Regions from separate parts of the Homo sapiens genome. Here region 1 is linked to region 2. A link is an interaction called in ENCODE POLR2A ChIA-PET data of the cell type or tissue named here. Cell type or tissue: GM12878. All regions are shown on one strand. Each heading gives the region's core, and the rest is flanking DNA. Links, peaks and the distances in the headings are about the cores only.

Region 1 (6,560 bases), core at 1,388-3,887, 52 kb after region 2:
GAATAATCTATGGCGATTGAACCTTTTTTTAGTATTACATATGCCTTGAACAAGGTCTGGTATGTTATAATTTGCACCAGCATTAGTTTAGGCAAACACTATGCAACAAAATGATTATAATCCATTAAAACCGTATTTGTTTCCACATTCACAGAAAATTAACTTGAGTTACTGTATTGATGGGGTGAGTGGGATGCTTGAGAAAGTCCTCCTCACCTCCATTTTTTCTTTCTCCTTCTCTGCCTCCACGTGCCCTACATTTTTTTCCAAACAAAGCTCATTCATTTTCAGTGACTTAATTTTTCTTAATTTATATCACTGAAAGAGGAACAAGTGCACAGTTTCGTTACACGGATATATCGCATAGTTGTGAAGTCTGGGTTTTTAGTGTAGCCATCACCCTAATAGTGTACATTGTACCCATTAAGTAATTTTTCTTTCCTCACCCCCTCCCACTCTTCCAAGTTTCCAATGTCTATCATTCCACCCTCTACTTTCATGGGTACACATTGTTTAGCTCCCACGTACAGGTGCGAACATGTGGTATTTGACTTTCTGTTTCTGAGTTGTTTCACTGAAGATAATGGCGTCCAGTTCGATCCATGTTGTAGTAAAAGACATGATTTCATTCCTTTTCATGACCAAATAGTATTCGATTGTGTATATGTGTAACATTTTCTTTATTCAGTCTTCCATTGATGGATACTTAGGTTGATTCCGTATCTTTGCTATTGTGAATAGCGCTGTGATAAACATATGAGAGCGAGTATTTTCTTCTTCTTCTTTTTTTATTTTTTCAGAGACAGAGTCTCGCTCTGTTGCCCAGACTGGAGTGCAGTGTCAAAATCATAGCTCACTCATAGTAACGTCAAACTACTGGACTCAAGTGATCTTCCTGACTCAGCTTCCCAAGTAGCTAGAATTACAGGAGCGTGCCACCAAGCCCAACTAATTTTTATTTTTATTTTTGTAGAGATGAGGTCTTGCTTGAGTTCCTTTCTCTCAGTAGGTTTAAATCAATTGTTTTGATTTAAAACAACAACAGATTGGACCTTAATGTTTGGTCTCAAAGTAAATGAAAGGTTTGAATGAAGAATATTTCCATGTGTCTTTCTGTCCTTAAAATCAAAAGTTGTGAACAGGCTGGGTGAGGTGGCTCATGTCTGTAGTCCCACCTCTTTGGAAGGCCAAGGCAGGCAGATCACTTGAGCCCAGGAGTTCAAGACCAGCCTGGGCAACAAAACAAAACTCCATCTCTACAACAATGAAAAAATTAACCAGGCATGGTGGCATGTGCCTGTAGTCCCAGCTACTTGTGAGGCTGAGACTGGAGGATCGTTGAGCCCAAGAGGCAGAGGTTGCAGTGAACTGTGATTGTGCCACTGTACAACAGTGCCAGCCTGGGCAACAGAGTGAGACCCTGTCTTTAAAAAAAAATGAAAACAAAAACAAAAAAAAACAAATAAAAAGTTATAAACAAAGAGGAGGAACCTTTTCTGGTCTGATTGCTGTTGAAAGGAAACAGCTTTCTTTTAATTTGACTGAGGATCAGGTAGGCCTGAGCCTGTTTGCATGGGTGCTCAGATTCAGTGTGAAGCCTTAGTGAGTGTCTTTCTCTTTCTGATGGGTAAGTTCGAGGCAGACACTTCACTCCTGGCTTCTATCCTAACCTCCAGCTCAAAACCCTTTGCATCTTACCCTCTGTAATGGATAGGCCAGCCAGGGATTCTGACTTCTGTACATTCTGCCACTTTGATCAGCTAAACTTTAAAGGGTGATTTCTTCAAAAGATGTTGAAAGCTGCCTTAAGTTGAGTGACTTCATAGCAAAGACTAAGCTGCTATTTCTTACCAAATTTCCTCTTCAAGGAGCATATGCAACTCTTCAAAACTTTTCCTTATTCAAATTGTCACACCAAACCAGAAGATCACCCCATTACAAAAACAGAGCCCATCGCAATTACCATCTCCTTTATAAAATGAAAAATTATGCTCAGACTATTTCTCCATGAGAAATTACAATTCCTGTGCAACAGATTGCGACTTAAGCCATTACATTGGTTCTTTATGAAGTCTGCGCAGAAAGGAATTGGAACCCCTTAGAAACCCCATCAAGAGTAGCTCAGGTCTTCCATATCCTTTTTTTTAGCTCTGGAATAACCTGGCTTTTTCTTGGTGATTTTGTGATAAATAATGGGAATATTTGCAAAATATGTTGTGATAAACAACAAAAGCTTGGCTTTGCTGTAAATAATTGCTTAAAGAAATACGAGTTTAGGTAGAACTAATTTAAGATAAAATAAATAATAAGAAAACATAGGCCAATATTTATGTAATCCCTTTATGGGAAAAGACTTTCTAAAATAATAAGCAAAGAAAGGAGCCACAAAAGAGAAAACTAGCAGATTTGCTTGCATAATAAGACTTTTAAAATCTTTATATATCTTTATGCATTTAAAACTACATTGATAAAGTCAAAACAATAAAAAAAGGAAAAGGATTTTCACCAAACCTAAGGGTGTGGGGTTACTCTCAATGAAAGATGAAGAATTCGTGCAAATCAGTAATTGAGTGCACAGTCAGTAAGACTATACAAATAATGAGAGGAAATTGAAATGTCTGATAAACAACAACAAAAAATTCAGCTGTGTTGTTAGTAATCCCAAAAGTTTAAAACTTTAAAGAACTCACCTAATATCAAAGAATTGTATGAAATGCTAATTACTGGCAAGAATTTAGTAATTGGGCATTTCTATATATTGCTAGTAGAATAAACCGATATGCCCTATTAGAAAAATAATTTAGCAGGCCAGGTGCGGTGGCTCACGCCTGTAATCCCAGCACTTTGGGAGGCCAGGGTGGTTGGATCATGAGGTCAAGAGATCCGGGCCATCTTGGCCAACATGGTGAAACCCCATCTCTACTAAAAATACAAAAATTAGCTGGGTGTGGTGGCGCATGCCTGTAGTCCCAGCTACTCAGGAGGCTGAGGCAGGAGAATCACTTGAACCCAGGAGGCGGAGACTGTAGTGCGCCCAGATTGTGCCACTGCACTCTGGCTTGGAGACAGAGACTCTGTCTTGATAAAAAAAAAAAAAAAAAACAAATAATTTAGCATTATGCATTAGAACCTTACCAAACAGTTTCAAGCATTAAGTCATTCATTGCAATGTTTTTTTTTTGCCTGCAGAAAACTAGAAATAATCAATTGATCAAGAAAATTTATAATTATGTAGTTATCAAAGGATACTCACTGACAATTTTAGCAATAAAAGAAAATACTCATGTTAATTTTAAAAAGAATACAAAATTATATATCCAGTATGCCTAGATGTGTAAAATTCTATTTTAATTCAAAATTGCATAGAGATATACCAAAATGTGGTGATTGTTTCTGGATTTTATTCTTTATACTTCTTACAATTCCACTATTGTGAAGTACTTAAAGTACTATTTCTAGTAGTTTCCATTAGCATTCCCAAGCTATTTTTACATGTCAGTCTCAATTGTCTCATTTTCATCATGGGAATTAGTGTGTGGTATATAAAATTAGTCTATATATTATTACTACATATAGTTTATAAACTATAATGCACCTATACTATGTAATATAAACATTTTATTTTAATGTGTTAATATATTTGTACTTGTTAACTTGCATTTTGTTAGTATATGCATGAGTTGATATAAGCTGCATAATATCAGCAAATACATACTACATAATTTCAGCATATATCAATATGTATTTCAGTTATATAAAATTTATTTCTGCCTACAAAAAAGGATTAATTACATTTGAACTTAATTCAGGGTGGTCTTAATGGCTGCTGCATTCTCCTCCATTCATAGTGACACACCACAGCAAGTACAAGTCCTTAAACTAATGTCAAACTCACGGATTTCCGAGCCCCACTTGGGGGCTCTCATACTTCAAACAGCATGTGCCACCACAAATCTCCACTGCAGTGGGGCCTTTGGACAGGGAGGGCCCTGGCGTCCTGTGTAATGGAGTATGACTTTTATAAGGTGTTAAGAGTTGCTGTGTGAATGGACATTGTCACCCATAACTTCAGTGCTCAGATTAGCAAAATATGTTGCCTTTGAAAAAAAGAATTAAGTTGATCTCCGAGAAAGGACAAACACATGGGAGAATCAAAGGGCTCTTTCAGATTTGTAAACCTAATATCAAAGAGTTCAGAAGTCTAGCCCAGCCTTACAGGTGTCCTTTGCTTTGATCATTAATTAAAATGTGACTTCTATCCAGTGTCACTGTGGGAGGACTTGACAAAACAAAGAATATCAGGTACCTGACAATTTCTTATAATGCCCTGAAAGACAGGTGTTCATTCCTGCAAAAGCTTTGAAGCTAAAAATAAAATAAAACGAAATTTAAATTAAAGGATATTCCCAAGCACATAGTAATCATCTTAATACGTACATTTCAGGGTCTCTTTTTCTCCCTGATGATGGTAGTGGTGGTGGTGGGGGCAGGGGTGTTAAAGACAGGCAAAACCTCTGGCTGGAAAGGAATGCAGAAAATGGGGTAAAGTAAAGCCTTGTAAGTCATTTGAGATCAATCGTCAGAGAATGTGTCTCAACGGTGTCATTATCAGATTAATATTTGAGTTCCAATTTAAGCTAGAATTATTTGGATAACAAAAATCAAAAGAAAAGTTTTTACAATTTTGCCTCAGAGCAAAAGAAACGTATCGGAGGTGGGATTTTTGTGATTTTTTACCACACCTCTCAAATTCCTGCAAGCTTGTGTTGCTCTGTAGAGTCATGGATGTTGTTACCTTCACAGCCCTGTTTTGTTTTACCTTGAGTCAAAACTGGGAAAAAAAATTCTCCTAATTTATTTTGAGTTTTAGGGGTACTGTAGACTAATCATTGCAAAATGTGATTTATTTGATAAGTCACTCTACTTTGGAACAAAGAGATGCCTCCTTGGGGATAAAAACAAACTTTTGATTAATCAGTTCCTTCTTTTTATTTTCTCATTGGCATTTCCTGGGGCCAGGTCCTCTATTGTGAGTGTACTAATACAATGTTTCTGAACTTTGAAGAAACTTACAGGGTAGAATAATTGACAGTCTAAACTAAGAGCAGTCAGCAAATAAAAACATTCAGCAAAATACATAGACTAGAAAACTGTGTACAGGGGTTACAAGAAAAGTGGGGCACATTCATTATACGTAGAGTTAAATAAGTGGCATAGAGCTCCAAGAAAACATTGGGGAAGGGTACAGGCAGGGATCACATGTCTTTTAGTTAAGAAGGGATTCAAGGGCTGTGGGACTCCAGAAGTCCACAGAGAGAGAAGTTTCATGTAACAGAGTAGGCGGATGTCACAGGTGCAGGAAGCTCTCTGTAGCAAGGTGGATTGCTACCCGTGGGACTCACCTGGAACATGCTGTGGAGGGAAAAGCCATGTAGGGGCCCTGGAGGGGCTGGGGAGCGCTAGGAAGATTTAAGCAGAAGTTAAGGGCTTAGCTGAAGGAGTGCTATCATGAGATTAACATGGTCAGTAATTTTGGTGAGAAAAATTACCTTGGTCCCAGCACAGGACACCTTAGTGAAAGAACTTCCGTCAAAAGTAGAAAGTCAGAGATACAGTGGTTTGTTCAGACTTCAGCTAGGTCCGTAAAATCAGGTTGAAGATGAATATTGGCAAGGAAAAATGGTCACAATAAGCTTATACAATATTCCCATTTTTATTAAAAAATACGTTTGTGAAGAAAAAAGGGGCCATAACAGAAAACATACTGACAAGGAAAGATGTTCACAGTATACAGATGTAATATTTCCATTTGTTAAAACCTGCATTTGCAAAGGAAAAAAAAATTCAAGCTGGAGATTGCAGCAGTGACTACTCCTTTCTTTATTCTCTGAGCGTTGAAACTTTCTCAGCTTCTGTTTCATGATTGCTTACAGAAATTGGCTCTTTTGAACGTTATTTTAGAGTTAAAGCGGTGAAATCTCCCATTTATGTGGGGGCATTTTTAAAGAAATGTCGTCTCTTCTGCACCCTCCTGGGACTTCCTGCACCATCACATCCCCTTTGGTTCTACTTCCTTCCATGGCTTAGTTATCGTAGGGGACTTGGGCTTGGCAGAAGCTCTAGGGCCCACACAACACCATCCCAGACCCCCAGGCCTCCTTCCACTGGCTCACACTGACATGTTGCTGCCTCTTGACCCCAGGAGTCCACAGTCCTCACCGCTTCAGAAAGCTTTGAATCAGATATTGCTGCTGAGCAGCTGTTGGTCTTGTCTGCGCTGTTCTGTCAAGCCCACCGGCGTGCAGCAAGGGCAGCCCCAGGGACAGTGGCTAGAGAGGACAGGTCTGCATTCTGCTTATCTCACTCTCAGCATGAAGGTTTCCAGTGGGTTTTCCCATAGTTTTTCATCTTTTTCTTTGGAAAATACTAAGTCTACTTGATCGAAGAGTGAGCAACTGTCTTCTTCATAGAAACTTACAGAAGTCCTCAGAGTGTTTCTATTGGCCGACAATATCCTGACTTCATGCAGGGTCACAGCTCCATTCTTTGTCTGGAACCAG
Region 2 (6,560 bases), core at 1,527-4,026:
TCAGAACAGCCACCACTTAGCCAGAGGCAAGAACTTCGTAGACTAAGAATCAGATCTGGCAAACCTAGATTCTGGAACGCCTTGTTCAATTCCAATTCCCCATAACTTAGACTCAGACTTGTGACGGGAAAAATTTAGCACCAGCAGGCCTACAGAGTGCTTTAATGCTGGAGGTGTATTTAATGTTTATGAGTCCTATATAATCCAGAGACCTTGTTTGTTCCTTGGCAAGGTGGTACTGCTCATCTACTTCAAAGGCTGACTAAATTAAAAAAAAAATGACTAGAATTGCTAGCCACCCTTCATTACCACACACTTTATGGAGGCATGCGGAATAATTTCATTTGCTTTTATTTCAGGGACTGTTACGTATCTATGTCCCATTTCATCTTCACTCTTTCAAGCTGATGCCCAGATCTCCAGAATAACTCTTATGAGCGTGCTACAGTTTCCCAGGTATCTTTCTTCTTAGTCCATTGCCCTAATTTTGGGCATGGATCTGTAATTCCAATTACTATGCACACATACATGAATACCTCTCTCTCACACACACACAAACAGACACACACAAATCATACATGTCAAAAAGATTGAAGGGAAATTGATCAAAATGTTAAGAATAGCATATTGTGTGATAAGGATATGGTAATTTACTTTCTTTCTTTTTTCTTTTCTCTTTTTTTTTTTTTTTTTTGAGACATAGTCTTACTCTGTTGCGCAGGCTGGAGTGCAGTGGCACCATCTCGGCTCACTGCAAGCTTCGCTTCATGGGTTCACGCCTTTCTCCTGCCTCAGCCTCTCGAATAGCTGGGACTACAGGCGCCCACCACCACGCCCGGCTAATTTTTTGTATTTTTTAGTAGAGACAGGGTTTCGTTGTGTTAGCCAGGATGGTCTCGATCTCCTGACCTCGTGATCCACCCGCCTCGGCCTCCCAAAGTGCTGGGATTACAGGTGTGAGCCACCGCGCCTGGCCGGTAATTTTCATTTTTTATGTGTTCTCATTTTTAAAATTCTATAATAAACATAAACCAATTTATTATCAGAAAGATACTATTAAAATGTTTCTTAAGAAGTTCAAATTTATAAATTACTAAACAAGACCTGTATGTATGCACACACATCCTCCCAGGTACTTGTGTCAATCTTATTTTTTGGCCATCTGCTGCAAAACTTGAAGGATAAAAATATCTGCTAAGAGAAGAAGTTTTACTTCAATGGATAGATGTCCTAACTTAATACTATATTTCCCTGCCATTAGGGTGCCATCAGTTTTTATGGCATAACAGCATTTGGGGTATGATTAAGAAAAACCCTTTATGACACTCTATGGCATTAAGAATCATTCTAATTGCAGAGATGTTAAAATGTACATTTTAGAACTTATAAAATATGAAATAATCCCTGTCTTACACAACTTCAGAAAGCAAATTATTAGGGAGCACCACCCAGGTTATTTAGTAAGTTTAGGGCAACCCCAATATCAAACCCTGATAGATACTGCAAGATAAAGAAACTGTAGATCAATATTTGTCATGAATGTAGGTAGATCCTTCATTATGTATTACCAAACTGAAGATAGTAATATTTTAACAAGAGAATGATACATAATGAACAAGTGACATTTATCTCAGCACTGTAAGATTGGTGTAACTTCTGAAAATTAATCAATATAATTTGCCACAGAAAAATATGATCAGCTCAACAGATAAAGAAAAAGTACATGACAAGATTTTTTGTGAGTAAAAAACACACTTTTTAGCAAACTAGGGAAAAGACAACTTTCTTAATTTTATAAAGAGTTATCTACAAAAATCCCACAGCAAACATGTACTTCATGGTGAAATGTGGAGTGCTTTCTCCCTAGGATTTGGAACAAGACAAGGATGATTGATTTTATCACCCCTGCTTAACATCGTACTAGAAGTTCTAGCCAGCATAAAAAAGTGATAAAAGCAGATAAAAAGTATAAAGTTTGTTATTTGCAGATGACATGATTATGGGTTAGAAAACTCTGAGGAATTTACAAAAAGCAAATCTAATGAATTTAATAAATTTTAAGTTGTTGCGTTATACAAGGTCAACATATAAAAAACAGTTATATTTCTATATACCAGCAATGAACATTTAGATAATGAAATTTAAATATGCCTTTTATGATAGCATCAAAATAATTAAATTATTTGGAATCAAAGTAATAAAAAGTTAAGACCTCTACACTAAAAACTATAAAATACAGGCTGAGGATCCCTAATCTGAAAATTTAAAATCCAAAATGCTCCAAAATCCAAGACTTTTTGAATGCTGGCATGACAAGTGGAAAATTCCACATCTGACCTTATGTGATGGGTCACAATCAAAAAGCAGATGCAGTTTATTCAGCATCTCCAAGGGAAACAAAGACACCCCCAGGCCTGTTTAGCTGCAATGTATCTCTTCTGCACAAGCTCATATTCCCCCAGACGAGCATGCCCACAAAGGGTGACAAGACTGCGCATGTGAGGGCTGGATGTGCCAGCGACAGGTTCCTCACAAGGCCCTATATTGGCCCAAGACCTTTGTGCATCACTCACTGGTTTTTTTTTTTTTGTTTTTTTTTTTTTTTTTGCTTATTCTCTGCTCTGTGGTGTAAAGGTATTGTTAAAAATGTCAAAAAGGACGGCAGATACCCCTGCTGGCAACCGTGGTAAGAAAAAGAGGAAACATTTTTATTTCTCTGTAGTGCAGGAAGTGAAGCTGTCAGAGAAACTGGGTGGCAGTGTCATTGTGAAACATCTTACAGAAGAGTGAGGTGTTGGAATGACCACCACACAGGACCTGAATCGTTGAAGTTCTATGTTGAAAAGGATGAACAGAAGTTAATGAAAAATAGAAAAACACTACATAAAACAAAAATAGAAGAACTTGATTATGTATTAGAAGAGTGGATTTGTCAGTATTTGCAGTGAACACATGCTGCTTAATGGTATGCTGATCATGAAACAAGCAAAAATCTATTGTGATGAACTGGAAATTGAAGAGAACAGAGACTATTCAATAGGCTGATGGCAGAAATTTGAGAAAAAACACAGCATTAAATATTTAAAGGTTTTTGGTGGTAAAACATCTGCTGATCATAAAGCAGTGGAGAAATTCATTGATGAGTTTGCCAAAGTAGTTGCTGATGAAAATCTGACCCCAGAACAAGTCTATGATGCTGATGAAAAATCCCTGCTTTGGTGTTATTGCCCCAGGAAGACACTGACTACAACTGATAAGATAGAACCTAAAGAAATTAAGGATCCCAAGGACAGAACAACTGTGCTGAGAAGTGCTAATGCAGCAAGCACACATAACTGTAAACTTAAGACAGACAAAAGCTTGTGTTCTCTCTATGTTCAAGGAGTAACTTTCTAACCAATCTCTTATTCTGCTATCAAAAGGCATGGATCACGAGGGACATCTTTTTTGATTGGTTTCACAAACGCTTTCTACCCATGGTTCCTGCTCACTGCAAGAAAACTGGGCTCGATGATGACTGCAAGCTTTGTTATTCCCTGACAGCTGTTCTGTTGATCCTCCAGCTGAAACTGTCGTCAAAAAATGTTTATAGCATGTGCCTTTCCCCAAATGTGACTTAATTAATTCAACCATATGACCAGGATATGCTTAGATCAATGAAGAGTAAATATAAACACACTTTCTGGAACAGCATCCTAGCAGCAGTGAAGAGTGTGGGTGTGAAAGGAGTTCAGCATGAGGATTCTGTATATGCCATTGCCAGTGCTTGGAACACAGTCACTAAAGACACAGCCATGCATGCGTAGCACAACCCCCAGCCTGTGACTAGGCTCAGTGTTGATGAGTAATGAAACAGTGGTTTTGGATTCCGTATATCAAGTGAGAAAAAATGATGTCTGACCTTATCATATAGGCAAAAAAGAAATGCCTTCCGAGTCCGTCAGCGAACTGGAAGAAGCGGATGTCAAAGAACATTGATAACAGGCTCCAGTTGTTCACTCATTGACCCATGGCAAAATAGCTGACATTATTGTGAATCAAGGTGATCATAACAACAGCGACGATGAAGATGATGTTGAAAGTGCAGAAGACGTGCTTACAGATGACATGGTGAAAACGTGTGATGAGCTCATTGAAGGCCTAGAGCAGTGTGTGTCCATAGCAGAACAAAAAAATCCAGTCAGTTTATAAAATCAAAGAGAGATTTCTAAGACATAAAACGTTGTTAATGAGGCAGATGACTCTGGAGAAAACATTTTTAAAAAGGCACCCAGCAGAGCGCCTACTCATCCCTAGAGGATCCGCTTCTTGGTCCCTCAACTGCTTCTCATGTTTCTTCTCAACTATAAAAATAAAACACAGCGCATAATAACTGCTTAATCAAAACACAGCACTGTAGGTGGACACTTGGGGCCTGCCATTATTTGTGGTTGCTGTTGTTTAACAGCTGATACAGGTATTCTGATGATGCCACTGTGCTACTTCATTGCCCTGAACATATTATTTTTCCACTGTATTAATGATTTGTCATATATTTTACTGTTAAGTACTTATGAGTGAAGAAGTGTAAGAAACTGATGGCTTATTGGTAGCATCTAAATTCAGAGTAAGCAATGATGGTGATGCCAAACAACCACCAATCATTCACATAGGTGGTGGAGGGAGTGGCATCTTTGTTTTCTAATGGCTCAATGTGCACAACCTTTGTTTCATGCATAATATTATTAAAAATATCATATGAAATTATTTTCAGGCTATGTGTAATAGGTGTATATACATAAATAAATTTTGTGTTTAGATTCCGGTCCCATGCCAAAGGTATTTATATATATATATTATAAAAATTATTATTAATATTATAAAAATAAAAATAATTATATATTATATGTAATACTTACTGATACTAATTATAATTATAATTATAAATGTATTTTTATAAGTATATATATAATTATATATATTTATAATTATATATAATTATAATTATATAAATATGTAATTATAATTATATATATAATTATAATTATATAAATATGTAATTATAATTCTATATATAATTATAATTATATAAATATGTAATTATAATTATATATAATTATAATTATATATACTTATAATTATATAAATATGTAATTATAATTATATATATAATTATAATTACATATAAATAAGTAATTATAATTATATATAATTATAATTATATAAATATGTAATTATAATTATATATAATTATAACTATAAATATTTATAGTTATAATTATACGTATTTATAATTATATATATTATATATTATATATTATATATAATTATAAACATAATATATTATATATATAATTATAAATATATTATATATTATATATAATTATAAATATATTATATATTATATATAATTATAAATATATTATATATTATATATATAATTATATATTATATGTAATATATAATATATAATTATATATATAATATATTATATATAATATATGTAATGAATGTAATTAATTATCTATATAATTTATATATAAAAATTATATAATTATATATAATATATATTATGTATAATTATATAATATATATATTATATCTAATTATAAATATATAATTATAAATATAATATATAATGTAAATATAACATATAATGTAAACATAACATATAATATATAAATATAAATATAATATATAATATAAATGTAATATATAATATATAATATAAATATCATACATAATATATAATGTATAGTATAAATATATAAACATAATATTTATATCTAATATATTATATTTAATATAACATATATTATATATAATATATTATCTATTAATATAAAATATATTACATATAATATAGTATATATATTAATATAACATACTATATTATATATAATATAAAACATATATTACATATATAATATATAACATATAATATATTATATATGCAATATATATTTTATATTATATATAATATATACTACAAATATAATATTTATATATATTTATATCATATATTATATATTATATATACATATATTATATTATAATATATTATATTATATTATATATAATATATAATATTATATTATATTACATTATATATTATACATTATATTATTATATATAATATATAATGATGTAATATATTATATTATATTATATTTACATATTATATAATATAATATACATAATATTATGTAATATATACTTCTAATATATCAATATATAATTATAATATATTATATATTTTATATGTACATAAAATATATATAATATGTAATATATTGTATTATATATAATACAGTATATTATATATTATATATATTGCATATAATATATTATATCTTCGCGGTGGCTCACGCCTGTAATCCCAGCACTTTGGGAGGCCGAGGCGGGTGGATCATGAGGTCAGGAGATCGAGACCATCCTGGCTAACAAGGTGAAACCCCGTCTCTACTAAAAATACAAAAAATTAGCCGGGCGCGGTGGCGGGTGCCTGTAGTCCCAGCTACTCGGGAGGCTGAGGCAGGAGAATGGCGTGAACCCGGGAAGCGGAGCTTGCAGTGAGCCGA

The links. ChIA-PET counts read pairs that join two places held together with the same protein. Peaks named below come from ENCODE experiments on the same cell type or tissue, not always from the same donor. Only the 100,000 strongest peaks of a DNase experiment are listed, where the experiment ranks them.
Region 1: POLR2A ChIA-PET joins it to region 2 with 5 read pairs; 3 of 35 experiments call an interaction of 5 or more read pairs at or near these places.

The regions. Positions count from the first base shown.
Region 1 is chr13:22,066,566-22,073,125 of GRCh38, forward strand. The region is part of intron 2 of LOC105370108 (a long non-coding RNA gene); the gene reads left to right. Among named protein-coding and RNA genes, the nearest start is that of LINC00540, 140 kb to the right of the region's middle. In GM12878, for the core only: no CTCF peak of the experiment used is centred there; no DNase peak of the experiment used is centred there.
Region 2 is chr13:22,014,697-22,021,256 of GRCh38, forward strand. No RefSeq gene overlaps it. Among named protein-coding and RNA genes, the nearest start is that of LINC00424, 140 kb to the left of the region's middle. In GM12878, for the core only: no CTCF peak of the experiment used is centred there; a DNase peak (open chromatin) is centred at 2,765.